Linked DNA regions of Mus musculus: region 1 is linked to region 2. Evidence: chromatin loops called from intact Hi-C (ENCODE). Cell type or tissue: left cerebral cortex. All regions are shown on one strand. Links, peaks and the distances in the headings refer to the core of each region. The heading gives the core; the rest is flanking DNA.

Region 1 (7,282 bases), core at 1,852-5,851, 81 kb before region 2:
CATGTCATTTTAACATAAACTATTATTCACCGGGTATATTTTTCCTCCAACTCAGTTTTTAGTGCTTTGGAAACCAAAATTTTTGTCATTTAGAAAATAATCTAAGCATTTCCCATTGCTTCTCTGAACTGTAGGAATAACAACATTTTTCAAAATATTTCCACCACAAGTTATGAACATGGTCTGTATGTGTTCGGTTTTAAACCATAGCAGCAGTTACATTTAAATGTTGTTTAAATAGTGTATCTAAATAGGAAGTGAAAGGGGATCAAGTCTGAAGCAATCTCCCCAGACAGCCCCCCTCCTCCCCCACACCCCACCTCCACTCCTGCCACCATTTAACTCTTCCAGGCCCAGAATCATTTCAGGACCAACTCTCAATTCACTTGTGCCAAAATATGTTCAAATATAGGAAGGAGAAACATAATCGCTTCATAACTGAAGGGAAAAAAATCTAAGCTTTGGTTTGAAAAATTAAAAACTACTAGGATGACCTACCGCAACCCAAATGCTTCAAACAATCAAGACACCGACATTCAACAATGAATCTCAAACCAGAGATGCCTCACCATTAGACTGGCCACAGGGCATCAGCTCTGGAGACAGTCATGGCCAGAGCAAGATCTCAGACAGAGATATGGCTCAAGTCCAGAGGTCAAGGACAGTAACAGACAGCTTATTGAGAAATGACAATGAGGAAGAGGACAGCTGCAGGGGGGGGGGGTCTAACCTATCTCTTCCCTTCTAAAAAGTACATGGCTTTGGGCTGAATCACCCAAAGTTACCAACTCAGCTCTCCACTTGCCATGGTCTGTACCTAGAAAGCAATCTACTGCTCAACAGGGAACGTTATGGACATGATACTTAACTTTGGGGCACAACAAAGGAAGACCACTGTGAATTAACTGTGAGTGATAACCAATGGTTAAGTAGGCACTGCTCCTTCCTTTCAAACAGTTAAGGAGGGTCACAGAACACACCTTTCCTACTGTAGCACTGCTGGAATGGCACCTGGACGCCCCAGCGCCCCACAAGCATTCTGTCTTAGTCAGGGTTTCTATTCCTGCACAAACATCATGACAAAGAAGCAGTTGGGGAGGAAAGGGTTTATTCAGCTTACACTTCCATACTGCTGTTCATCACCAAGGAAGTCAGGACTGGAACTCAAGCAGGTCAGGAAGCAGGAGCTGATGCAGAGGCCATGGAGGGATGTTCTTTACTGGCTTGCTTCCTCTGGCTTGCTCAGCCTGCTCTCTAGTAGAGCCCAAGACTACCTGCCTAGAGATTGGGGGGGGGGGGGCGCACAAGGGGCCTTTTCCCCTTGATCACTAATTGAGAAAATGCCTTACAGCCTTACAGTTGGATCTCATGGAGGCATTTCCTCAACTGAAGTCCTTTCTCTGTGATAATTCCAGCTATGTCAAGTTGACACAAAACTAGCCGGTACACATTCTGAGAAGCATTCTGAGAGACAGGGACGTAGCTCGGGCATGCAAACACTCCCACCTGCTCCCCTGACATTTGTTATTGAAAAAGTAAATCCCACCTCTGCAATGACTTTTTCAGTACTGAACTTGTGTTGTTGTTGTTGTTGTTGTTGTTGTCGTTTGGTTTTGTTTTTCTTGTGCTAAAAATTCACTCAATTGGGGCGGGGGGCACTCCTTGTGCAGATAAGCAGAGCAGGAGCTGCTGCAGCCGCTAGCAGACCCACTAACCATCAGCAGGCAGGACTGTGCACATTGAAGGGATTGCAGCAAAGAGAGTGCCAGACGCCTAGGGCGTGGCTAAGGGCAAGCAAGACTCAAACCACACCCATCGCAAGGGTCGCAAGGGTTCCCCACACACAACCCCACCCCCCAGTATATTTGCCCACAACCAGGAAGACAGGAGCACGAGCCGCTGCTGCACCAGCGCACAAGACTCCAGAATACCTTCTGTCCAGTCCGAGGCTGATCAAAGGCAGCCCCATGCTTTGTAAGCCTTCACCCCAACATTCTCTAACCTAAGGAAAAACTTCCCGACCTCGGCAGACAAAAACTGTAACAGATTCAGATCCCTGAAAGTCCCCTAAACCTCAAATGCCAGTCTTCCAAACAGACCAGCTGTCTCTCCAGAATACTCGCCCCACTCCGAGAGACCATTCACAGAGTCTGGGACAGAAACCCTAAATCAAGAAATGTGGCTAGTCACGGCGGGAGAGCGGTCAGTTCCTTGGGTGGGCCAAAGAGAAGGAGGCCTCTGACTTCGGAGATACCAGCACGCAGCCGCTGCACTGCTCCCGCCCTTAGTCTTTGCAGTGACCCCACCCAGGTCGTGACCCTCTGAAGACCTCCAGCGTTGGCGTCCCCAGACTCCGCCAACCCCCAACACGCAGCTTTGGACGCCGCAGCTGCGTCCTGGATCTTCGCTGGATCCTAGCTTTGCATCGCCCAGCTGCGAACAGAGCGCACCGGGTCCGGCTCCGGGCTGCCAGCCCCAGGCAGGCAGCGGGACGCAGCGCCCGCAGTGCGACTGGCACGGCTGCCGGGGCGCGCCGCCTGGACCCGAACTGGCTGGTGAATCGCACCTCCGGCCCACTGAAGCTTCAAGCTCCACGAGCCTCACCCCGCGACTGGGCAGAGGACTGGTCGGAGATCCAAAAGGGTGCAGGCGGCTACCGGAACAGGATAGAGATGAGAACTGGACCAAGATCCAATTACTCCGTTTTGGGATAGAGGACCAGACCGCGGCGTGAGGGACCTCTAAGATACGGGAAGAAAGAGTCTGACCAAAGCCTAAGGTTGGAGAAAGGGGAATGAAACGGTCGGTTCCCAAGTGCGAAGGGAGGGTGGGAGACCCACTATCCTAGGACAGAATAATTGTGTTGCGAAAAGATGAAGGAGCATCAGCGGTGAGGCTAGAGGGAACCAAGAGAAGTAGGGGCTCTGAGCACGCAGGCTGGGACCGCTGGGTGCGAGCTGGAGCCAGCCCATCTAGTATCCAGACGAGGAGAAACATGACAGTACACCCAGGCCCGAAAGAAAGAGCCCCGTCTGGTACTGGAAAAGAGCAGTCAATGCGCGCCAGGTACATGGTCTGTCCAAGTCGCGGAATGCAGGGAAAGGGCATCCCATGAACTGGAGAAAGAAATTCATACAGGGCCAAGGAAACGAGGTCTATCTATCAAGGAGGGACCTGCAGGATAAGGGATCTGGAGGGGGGAAAGCGCGACGCCGGGACATGGTCCGCAGCTGGAGCCGCTCACCTTGGGTTTGTACAGCCACTTTCGGAATCTGTTCATCATCGCCGCGCCGGCCCGAGCCACGCTCCGGGCGGCCCTCGCCCTCTGCAGCGCTGCGCCCGGGTCCGGCTGCGGCGCGGGGTGGACACGCAGGCAGGGCCGGGACCTGCTTGAGCAAGCAGATCGTGTGCGCGGCGCCTAGCGCCGAGCAGCTGGCTGCAGGTGCGCGGGGCAGGTGCGCGGCCGGAAGGATGCTCAGCAAGCGGCGCGCGGCCGACCCAAACCCGCGAGCGGGCGGGCGCGCGGAAAGGCGCGGGCACAGGGCGCGCGGTGCTTCACGGCTTAAGAGCACCCAGCGCCTCCGCCGGTCACGACCGCACATGCGCCGGAGGCGCCGCACGCCCCCGGCCCGCTGCAAGTGGTGGATGGGGCGAGCCCGGCGAGGCCGCCAATCCCCGCCCAACGCCACGCCGTACCCCACCCGGGACGCGCACCAAGGGAGGGAGGCTCAGGACTACAGGTCCCGGCGCCCACCGCGGGCAGGGCCTGCGCGGCGTTGCTAGGTGACGGCGCCCAAACGATGCCTAGGCGATCTGCGGGTACCGGAGCTGGCCAGTGAACGCTCCCGCCCGCGGCGCCTGGACAGACTACGAGGTTAAAGCCAAGGAAGGCCAAGAGGCCCGCAGGTAGGCAGGCAGGTTAAGGTGAGGGGCCGCCACAGGGAGCCAGGCACAGCCCATCCTCTTCTCCCTAACTCGTTTTCTCCAGTTCTCCAATCTTTGCCTATTTTCTGGCCTTAGCGAGCTACCTTTGCGCTTTTCTTCCCACCTCCAAAAATAAAAGTAGGGTGTTTTCCACCACCTCCAATCAATCTCTCTCTCTCCCTCCCTCTCCCTCCCTCCCTCCCTCCCTCCCTCCCTCCCTCTCTCCCTCTCTCCCTCTCTCCCTCTCTCTCTCTCTCTGTTAACAGGTGACCCAGATGACTACCTCTTAATACAGTGTGTGTACCCTAGCAGTTCCTGCATCTTCCCTTAGCCCCTCAGCCCTGGACCTGCTTTGTAGCTCCCTTCTTACTCCTTGGAAGCTGCTCTCCACCCATTTCTATGTAGTTCCAGGCAGCTACGTGGTTTTAAAAACATTTTTTCCCTCCAGCCTAAATGCTTGAATTCAGATGTTTGCCTGTTCTTCACTATTTGTACAACTAACAGATCACCTTAGAGTCAACATGTCCACAACTGTATACTCTCTCAGTCATAAAAACTGCTTGTGGGGCTGGGAAGATAGCTCAATCAGTGACGTGTTTGCCTAATTAGTGGAAGAAGGTTCAGCATGCCAGAACTCACTGGAAAAACAAAAACAAAAACAAAAACCCTAGGCATGGACTGGAGAGATAGCACGGTGATTAAGAGCAGTGGGTGCTCTTGGCAAGGCCCCAGATTCAGTCACCAGCACCTCCATGGCTGCTCACAACTTTCTGTAACTCCACCTCCAAATAATCAAACCCCTCTTCTGGACTTCATGGGCCCTGCATGCATGTGATGCACATACATACATGCAGGCAAATACACATAAACATAAGAAATAAATATATTTTTGTAAAAAAGGCCAGGCATTATGACATTTACAATCGCTGCACTTCAGAGGCTAAGAAGATGGACCCACGGGGTTCACTAGTCAATGTAGCCTATTGCCTAGTTGGTGAGCACCACAATAATGGGAAACTCTGCCCAAAACACAAGGTGGAGCTGGGCGTGGCGGCGCACGCCTTTAATCCCAGCACTTGGGAGGCAGAGGCAGGCAGATTTCTGAGTTTGAGGCCATCCTGGTCTACAAAGTGAGTTCCAGGACAGCCAGGGCTACACTACGGTCATTTTCTGGCCGCCCCATGGAAGTGCACACACTTACATATGCACCCATATATACACGCACATAAAAATAAGTAAAAAAATTTTAAAAGAAAACTAAAAGCAGCTCTTCCCAAAGCCATCATCTTCTCCAAGTGAAGACGTTGAGCAGACACATGAATTCATGTCCAGTAGTAAGTAGATTAATAAATTATCTGGTGTCTGTTCACCCTTGGCCAACTCCAAAGCCTGGGGCTATTACTGTGCAGAAGCTGTTTCTATGCTTCATATTGGAAGTTGTGCCCAAGATAAAGGCTGAGCCCAAGGAGGTAGGTATATCAGGATCAGGCTTAACTATAGGCAGAAAGATCCCAGCATGACAGATTTGTTCACATTCAAGAGATGTGTGCAGGGCTGGTGAGATGGCTCAGCGGGTAAGAGCACTGACTACTCTTTTGAAGGTTCTGAGTTCAAAACCCAACAACCACATGGTGGCTCACAACCACCCGTAATGAGATCTGATGCCCTCTTCTGGTGTGTCTGAAGTCAGCTACAGTGTACTTACATATAAATCTTTAAAAAAGAGAGAGAGATGTGTGCAGAGGTAATTCTGGACATGCAACAGGAACCAGCTTTCTGGCTACCATCCTTGACCTGTTTACTGAGGATTCAGGATGGCTGCACTGGTTCTAGCCATCGCCTCCTAAGCCCATGAACCTACTGGAAAAGAGAAGAAAGAGATGTCCTACACTTCAGGCTAATGCTCCCACAGTTTATTCTCTAGTACTTCTGAGAGATGGAAGAACTTGTACACACGACCATAGCCAGCTTTCAAGGAGGCTGAGAAATGTCACTGACCGGTTGGGTAACAATAGGCCCAAGTGAGAGTCAGGCTTTGTAGTTCAGGAGGGAAGAGAAAGCTGCAAGGAGTGGCTTCATAGCCTGTTGTAGAAATTTTTAATTCCAACCTGGGGTTTCTACACAGTCTTTGACCATTTAGTTCATGGATAAAAGACACAACCTTTATATTTACAATAAGCCTTAAACAGCACAACAGCTGAGCAGATACCTACCTTATATGCAATTAGAATCTACTTTCCTATTGATAACCCCAAATTATTACTTACTACTTACTATGTTTCATCTGGGCTGCTCTTAACTTCAATTGGCCAGCCCTCGAGGCCAGCTCATCTAAACCTATGGTGGCTTCTCCTTCCTCCTGCACCTTCTTCTTCTCATGGTTCTTCTCCAATCCCAAGCCCAGAAAATCTAAACCCCACCGATGTCTCTTCTGCTCAGCTATTAGCTATTGGCATCTTTATATACCAATCAGAAATAGCCTGGGGGCAGGGTCACTTAGGTCTATGTGCAGACTCCTGGTCTTTCCCCTCCCCCAACACTTAACATTGTGATACACAGTAAAAGACAAAACCTCAACAGTAGCCGCCACACTTAGCAGAGCAGCTTTAGTTGTGGGGAAAGAGGGTGCTTTCACTAACATATGTTTGATATGGCCTAAGCTGTTGAAGTGGATTGCATCTGATAGAAACGAACCCTCCTTGCTTGCTTCAGCCTGCCTTCCAGGTTACCTCAAGGGCCAGACCATTGAGCCCTGATTCGAGAATGGAGTTAAAGAGCCATATTTAAAGGTAATCAATCCACTTAGGAGTTAGATCTCAATTCTCACCCGCAAACTAAATAATACTGAGATACTTGAGATGTGGCTCAGTATTGGACCAATTACCCAGTGTAGGAGATGCTGTGGGTTCTGTCTCTTGCACTAAAAGCAAGTAAACAGACAATTATTTTAAGTAAAGCTGAGTCTGGCTGTGGATATGTGGGCCTGTGATCCCAGCACTGAGGAAGCAGAGGCAGGAGGATGGAGATTTTGAAGCCAGACTCCACTACATATCAAGACCACCTTCCCCAAAACAAAAATAAACAAGAAAAAAATTAAACCAAAACTTAGTGTAGAGTTGAGGTGCTCGAAGCATGCTTCAGAGTTGGCTGAGCCCATGCCTGTTCTCCAGTCGCAGATATGATTGTTTTTCTCAAACTTTAGGTGAATTTCAGAGGGGATTCAGAGTCTATCCACCCTCACAAAGCACCTGCTCTTTGCCCAGGTGTGGGGCAAGGCAGCCTCCACCACACAGTGAGCAGAGGGTCAGGCTGGCTCCTGGGAGCTCCCTCCCACCTTCAGGTTGGTTCTTTGGTCCAT
Region 2 (7,282 bases), core at 1,551-5,550:
CATAATGAGATCTGACTCCCTCTTCTGGAGTGTCTGAAGATAGCTACAGTGTACTTATATATAATAAAAATAAATAAATCTAAAAAAAAAAAAAAGTAACAAAGACATTCCTCTTGCAGAGGACCTGGGCTTAATTTGCAGTACCCACATGGTGTGTCACAACTGTAATGGCAGTCCCAGGAAATCCATGTCCTCCTCTTGCCTCCATGGGCATACACATTGTTCATAGACATACATGCAGGCAATACAACCACATACACACAAACACATGACTAAGTATTTTTTTAAGGAAGCCAAATAGCTAAGCATGATGGTCCTGTAACCCCCAGCATAAAATGACTGCAATTTCTAGACCACTCTGGGCTTTAACTCAAAACCCAATACTATTTAAGGATTTGTAGCATGGTGATGGTGACATATACCCTTAATCTCAGCACTGAGAAAGAGGTCAGGTAGATCTCTGTGAGTTTGAGGCTAACATGGACTACAAAATGAGTTCCAGGAGAGCCAGAGCTGTTAATTTTTTTTTTTTTTTTTTTTTTTGAGACAGGTTTTCTGTGTAGCCCTGGCTGTCCTGGAACTCACTCTGTAGACCAGGCTGGCCTCGAACTCAGAAATCCGCCTGCCTCTGCCTCCCAAGTGCTGGGATTAAAGGCGTGTACCACCACCGCCCAGCAAGACTTTATTTTTCTTTAAAGAAACCAGATACAACCAGGTACAGTGACATATGTCTATAACGTAAGCACCCCAGAGGCTAAGACAATTGGAACATGAGTTTAAGGCCAATTTAGGTGACACAGTAACATTCTGTCTCAAAGCGAGATTTAAAAATAAGAGATTCCTGAGTATGATACTTATAAGCCTTGAGTGGCTCTTGAATACTTTAAAGATGGTGAATCTGAACAGACAAATGCTAAAAGCATAAAACAGAAGCTCCAGAAACCATGTGAAAAGAGATGAACATACCTCAACTTCTATACCTAATCCTAGAATTACAGAAGCTGAGGCAGGAGGACCAGGACTTCTAAGGTAGTTAAATTGTCTCAACATAACTTGTTGAAACATTTTAAAGACCACTCTCTAGATTTGTTTTTTAATAACTCTAGTTTGCTGGCTAGTTAGCTTCACTGGAAAGATGTCAGAGATCTTTGATGTTTTTGTGTAAGGTTGCTTAAGATTGATTTCAGTGTAGGTTTGCTTTTGTTCTCATTTTTATCTTGGTTAGGAGTCCCTGAGCATCTTGAAATCATGGGCAGGTGGAGCTTCCGTTAGGTAGACTATGCTTCTATGGCACTGCATCCTTTTTTCCCCAACTGTGTGCCATAGAACTTTCCTTTCTGGGTCATACCTGGGCATTTGCAGTCTGTAGTGTAGCTCAGTGACAGCATGCTTGCCTACTGGCATATTTGATAGTTATGGTGTTTACGTTGATTTATCTCCCTTTTTTTTTTTTTTTTTTTTTTGGTTTTTTGAGACAGGGTTTCTCTGTAGCCCTGACTGTCCTGGAACTCACTCTGTAGACCAGGCTGGCCTTGAACTCAGAAATCTGCCTGCCTCTGCCTCCCAAGTGCTGGGATTAAAGGCGTGTGCCACCACCGCCCGGCTATCTCCCATTTTTAAAATCTTAATTTTTTATTTTTTTTCTGGAGACAGGGTTTCTGTCTTTGGTTGTCCTGGAATTTACTCTGTAGATCTGCGTGGTCTCAAACTCACAGAGATCTGCCTACCTCAGCCTCTTGACTACTGGGATAAAAAGCATGTGCCATTTTACACACACACACACATATATGTATTATTATATATTACACATATAAATCATATTTTAAGTATAATATATAATATAAACATATATATTACATAATAAAACACTATATATTATGTATATGATATTCTGCCTTCTGTTGGCTTCAGGTATACATGTGGTACATATACATACAGGCAAGCAAGCACTTATTCAAATTTAATTAAAATATATAAAACGAAGTATGCATCTCCATGGCATTCCCTGCTTAAAAGCCTTCCATGGCTCTCCCAGGTGGTTAGAATAAAACGAAGCTGGTGGTGGCACACACTTTTAGTCCCAGAACATGGAAGGCTGAGAGGCAGGAGGATCTCTGAGTAGTATAGTCTACATATCAAGTTCAAAGCCAGCCAGAAATATACAGTGAGATGCTGTCTGAAAAACTGAAACAAAAGCAAAACCGAAAAACCAAACCAAAAACTCACCCAACCAAGCAAACAAAACAAACACCAAACCAAAAACAACAACAACAAAAAAAACCCTCTTCGGCCTCCTTATAGAAGCTTAGAGATTCTGTGAATTCATTTGCTCTAGAAACAAAGTGTCTTTGTACATACACTTATGTTGGTGCCCAAAGTTATACCTGAGCTAGAATCTGGGCCTTGCCTCTGAAAACTAGAGTGGCTTTGGGCAACATCCTTAGCACCTATAAACCTGTTTCTTATCCATAGACTATGACTAATAGCACCTCTCAGGAGAGTGTATGTGTGAATGGAGATTTGACAGAGAATGACTGCACTGCTGGACAAATGGTCATTCATTCACCTAGCAATTACTGGAGTGCTGCATGCCCAGCCCTGTGCCTGCAAGGGGTTGGGATTATGGTGGAGGCAAGCACTTCTATATCCTGTGCCCTCTAGGATACTAATGACACTTAAAAATTTCAACTCCATGCCAATGTGCCAAGAACAGAAGAAAGCAAAGTGGTTATGGAAGTAGGGAGGCATTCAACTGGACTCCTTAGATGAAATGGAGGGAAGGGGCGGTCCTGACACTGCCCACCTATGGAGTACTGAGGGAGATTTAGCCTGGCATCCTACTACACTTTAATATCAGAGCTATCCAAGACCTGTTTGGGTGAGGGACCTTCATTCTATTGGGAAGTTAGTCATTGAAACGGGGTTCATCACATTGGGCTGCTCAGGTTTGGGGTGAAAAATGGGTCAGAATTGCTGAATTGGGCCAGAATGACTAACTAGGAGGTAATAGGAGATGGTTCAGGAGCGCATGTCTGTATGTCGCAATGCTAATCTCAACAGATAGCACTTGGTTCCACTGATGGAATCAAAAATAGGTATGAACTGCGGGAAACCTTTGGTTTGGGTCCTTGTACCTATAGGCGATAAGCAGGGCGCCAAGGAACAAGGTTTCTAGGTAGTGGTCCAGACTTCTGTCCTGAACTAAAGTCCTCCTGGTATGTGGTGAATGGAAAGTGATGAATAGCATGGGCGATGGCCTGAGGAAGCGCTCCTTTAAGTATGGAGACTTTAAAGAGAAGCGAGGAAGGAGTGAGGCAGGCTCCTGCTTACTGCAGGCCTTGTCAGCGCAGATGCAGTGAATTACCAGTCGGCGGATGCCGGCCCTCTTTCCACTGGCCCTGGCATAGGCCAAGGTCACACAGCGACAGGTGAAAGGGGCACGCTCGAACCTGGACTGGGCCAAAGTCAGCAGGGCCCACTACGAGCAGGGCAAGAGCTTGGGTCTTTGGCAGGAGGCTGTACTAAAGGAACTGAGAGACCGCCAGAGTTGGAACTGCGAGACCCTCTTGGACCCCGCCCGCCTCCAGCTCCGTCCGTGCGCGGACTACAGATTCCACAGGGCCACGCGGCGCCGGACGTCACCCTAGGCACACCCTCTCCCCGCACGACTAACTGCGCGTGGCCCTACGGGAGTCGTGGTCCCGCCCCACACGCCCGGGCGGAGCCGCGGGCGGCTGGAACTACAGCTCCCGGCATGCCTCGCGCGTGGCGTCGGGGGCGGGGTCCCAGGCCAGGGGCGCGCCGCCCGGGAGGGCGGAGTGCGGGGGGCGGCCGCCCGCGCCCCTCCCCCTGCCGCTGCTTCCCCCCTCCCCCGACGTAAACTGGGATCCCTTTCCCCTTGTGTCCGCCATATTGGACTCTTAACTCTGGTCAGCGGCGGCACCGGGCCCGGTGGACTCGCGTCGCTCTCGCCAGCAGCTGCCCCTCAGATCCCGTCCGCCCCGCCCTCCCAGCCCGGGAGGAGACCCCGCGCCGCGCCCCCCGCCCGGCCGGCCGCAGCGCCCGCCGCCGCCTCCGCCTGCCCGCCGCTGCCGCCGCCGCCCGCGGCCCGGCGCCCGCCCGCGCCCCTTCCCCGCCCGCCGTCCTCCGTCCCTCACTCCCGCCATGAGCCCGGCCGACGCTAAGCGCGGAGCCAAGCGCCGGAAGAACAAGCGCGGCGGCGGCGGTGGCTCGGGTGGCGGCGGCTCGGGCGGCAAGGCCGGCTCGGCGGCGGCCCTGCGCGGCCCCCAGGCCCCGGGCCCCGGCGCGGCGGGCCTGCTGGGCGGCGCGGCGGCCCACGGGCCTCTGGGCGCGGGTGCGGGCGGTGCCGCCGGAGGCTACTTCGAGGTAAGCAGCAGGGGTCCGCGGGCGGGAGCGGCCGCCGCCCCCTCACGAGCGGCCGGGCGGGCGCGGCCGGCGGATAACGGGCCGGCGCCTGCCTAGCTGACAGCTCCTCCCGGGCGCGAGCGCGGCGGAGGGAGGGCGGCGCCGGCGGGACCCCCGAGGCACACCGACTGTGGCCTTGAAAAGTGCCCCCTAGAAGTTTCTGGGTACCGCCTGGCGCACCACGGGCGCGGCTGTCTTGCCCTCTGTGCCTGCTGCTGTAAGCTCTCGGGAGCCGCCGGGGTCTCTTTCCTCAGGAGTGTCAGCTGAGGATAGTCGCAAGGGTTGGGGTAACTATTTTTTCAGGTTTACTTACGCAGGCATGCTGTGGATGGACCGCTGTCTCTTTTATTCTGTTTCAGAAGATAGTGCTGGTACGTGGGATGCAGTTGGCATAATCGGTTCTATAGATTGGATTGGCCACCGAATGATTATGGGTTTCTCTCAAGTTGCGTTCTTGTAAGGTTGCTAAAACAAGTTATCTTCTTTTAAAAAGACATCCACAGTGAAGAAACCAAAGCTTTAAGGGGTATTTGTGTGCCAAGTCATGAGGCAGATTTTTTTTTTTTTTAATGAGATTCGGAATATTGTGTTGGCACAGTATGTATTGAGAGCAGTTGAGAAAATTGTTGGGGATGGGCATGGGTTTTGATGCTCATGTTGTTGCAAGAAAGTACAGTAATGGATAAATACTTAAGTTTTCCTTATTTGTTCCCGGTGTTCTCTGCAGTTTTGGTGCAACTTTGGGAGCTTTCTTCGCGGAGTATTGTTACATTTGTTTAGCATCTGGGGTTTGTCCTTGGGTTTGAGTTTCCAGAGTTTGGCCTTTTTCTTGACTCTGGACAGCTCTAGTTTAAAATGAGGTTGTGATTTTTCATTTTGGGACTTTGTGGGTCGCCTTTGCTTTTGCTGGAAGGGGAAGGTGGGAGGTTGGCCTGTTCGAAAGCTTTATAGAAAGGGTAATAGTGGTTGCTGGAGCTGGAAGTGAAGTACATCCATTTCTGTATGTACAGTGAAGACCAGCTGCTAACAAGGAGCCTTACTCCTCATACCTCGTGCTAGGTAGGATTGAGTAATTGCAACATAACATAGAATTACCTGAAATAACTTGCTTTTTGTAGCTCTTCAAACTCAGATTATGCATAATTTTGACAGAATTGTTTGTGTTGAACTATTATGCATCAAGAGTTTGGGCCATCACCCACCATTAAAAACAATCATACACAAAAAAGTTTCATAAAAGGATTCCCAGTCTTTTCTGGTCTTTGCTGTTCTACTTCATTTCCTTAATAAAATACTTGTTCACACATTTCTCTGTGCGTTATTGAATTTAGACATACATCATGTAAAAACATTGCTTTTATTGTATTTTAAAGTTAAGGTGTGTTTAGTTTAAACATCTTTTTGTGTTTTCCTCATATACAAAACAAGTCTTCATAGCAGTAGAACTAAAAATATCCTTGTAACCCCAGAGATCTTTTTTGTTTTGATTTGATTTGAGAATGGGTCTTTCTCTGTTTTGGCTGTCCTAGAACTCATTATGTAGAGCAGGCTGACCTGGAATTCAACAGAGGTCTGCCTGCCTCTGTCTCCCTATTGCTTGGATTAAAAGCATCACCATCATACCCAGCTCCACAGAACTCTGAAAATCCAGTTTCCATACAAAATGGTAAGCTCTTTGGGTGCCTTATATGGCACAGCACAGGTATGCATAACAATGTCAGGTAACTGTTGGACCTGTACTTCCCAGAGAGAAGTCTTGAGCTTCCTCTACTCTCTCTAGGTCACCAAACCAGAAGGTGACTAAGAAAGGACAGGAAGGACTGTCCTTATCCTTAGTAGGGAGTCCCACATTGCTCTTAGTGCTGGGCACAGAACTGTAGGTTATACTATCTTATTTGAGGTGGCTCCTGAGCTAGTTAGTGGAAATGTGGGTATGGGTAACTTCTTGTGAAATTGTTGGTCCAGAAGTAAACTCTGGTGTCCAAGGCTCAGGGTGCAGGTTGCACAGATTTAAGTTTCTGAGGTTCCTTTGTGCTTGGTGTCAGACCTGTACTCCTTGTTGGGCACTCAGATCCTAGGCTTAAGATTAAACAAATAAATGTAGGGAAGATTGCAAGCAGTGTTTAGTGGCAGTCTGTAAGTGATGTATGATTGTGGCCATTGTGTTTCAGGATGCTGAGCTGGTCTTTTTAGGGGTTCTGCTTCTAGATAATAGGGCTAATGTTTTTGTTGTTGTTTTGTTTTTTATTCTAATTGTGAAATGGGGAAATTTGGACTCAGGTCTTGGACTTGAGCTTGTGCAATGGTTAGACTACTCACTCAGTGAACAGTTAGGTGAAGCATATCAAGAGTAAATCTAATTATTTTGCATTTCTATTTTAAGATGATTTTCATAATGTTCATGATACATTAAAGTGGAAAGGATTATAGGTGTTTATAGCACAGAGCTGTTTTTGTAAAATATTGTGTGCATATGGATTTACATAGGAAAGTCTTGTCCACAAAGACTATGGTGGGCATTCTGAAGCTTATTCTTTCCTTTTCCCACATGCTTCAAGCTTTCAAAATTTGAAATCTGCAGTGAGCGTTATTCATGGACCAAGAAAGTGAATGGCATTAAAGCCTGAGACAACTAACAGCGTTTTTCTGTTTTGTAAATAAACTAGTGAAGGGTTTTTCTACCACCCTTTGGCACTTACATATTTTGATATTAGGTACAGAAACAAACATTATCTACATAATGAGAATTGTATTTTCAAAATAATTATCTAACATTTAGTCATATATACTTACAAAACCCAGGTTCCTTCTATTATGGAAATCGACCTGTGTTATTAGTTGTTGGAATATCAGATTA

Evidence for each region. Hi-C counts contacts between places; a loop is a spot of excess contacts. Peaks named below come from ENCODE experiments on the same cell type or tissue, not always from the same donor. Only the 100,000 strongest peaks of a DNase experiment are listed, where the experiment ranks them.
Region 1: it touches region 2 in a loop (2.5-fold over the local background); 1 of 42 quality-filtered maps calls a loop at or near these places.

Annotation. Positions count from the first base shown.
Region 1 is chr5:34,284,855-34,292,136 of GRCm38, forward strand. Zfyve28 (zinc finger, FYVE domain containing 28) reads right to left here and starts at 3,470. Exons shown (of 13, transcript NM_001015039.1): 1 at 3,245-3,470. The coding sequence starts at 3,283. Cfap99 (cilia and flagella associated protein 99) reads left to right here and starts at 3,811. Exons shown (of 16, transcript NM_001370805.1): 1 at 3,811-3,906. In left cerebral cortex, for the core only: a CTCF peak has its summit at 3,609; DNase peaks (open chromatin) are centred at 2,129, 2,501, 3,099 and 3,696; H3K4me3 peaks cover 2,697 bases; H3K27ac peaks cover 2,366 bases.
Region 2 is chr5:34,366,042-34,373,323 of GRCm38, forward strand. It overlaps Fam193a (family with sequence homology 193, member A), which reads left to right and starts at 3,892. Exons shown (of 21, transcript NM_001243123.1): 1 at 3,892-4,386. The coding sequence starts at 4,165. In left cerebral cortex, for the core only: no CTCF peak of the experiment used is centred there; DNase peaks (open chromatin) are centred at 3,694, 4,694 and 5,112; H3K4me3 peaks cover 2,387 bases; H3K27ac peaks cover 1,313 bases.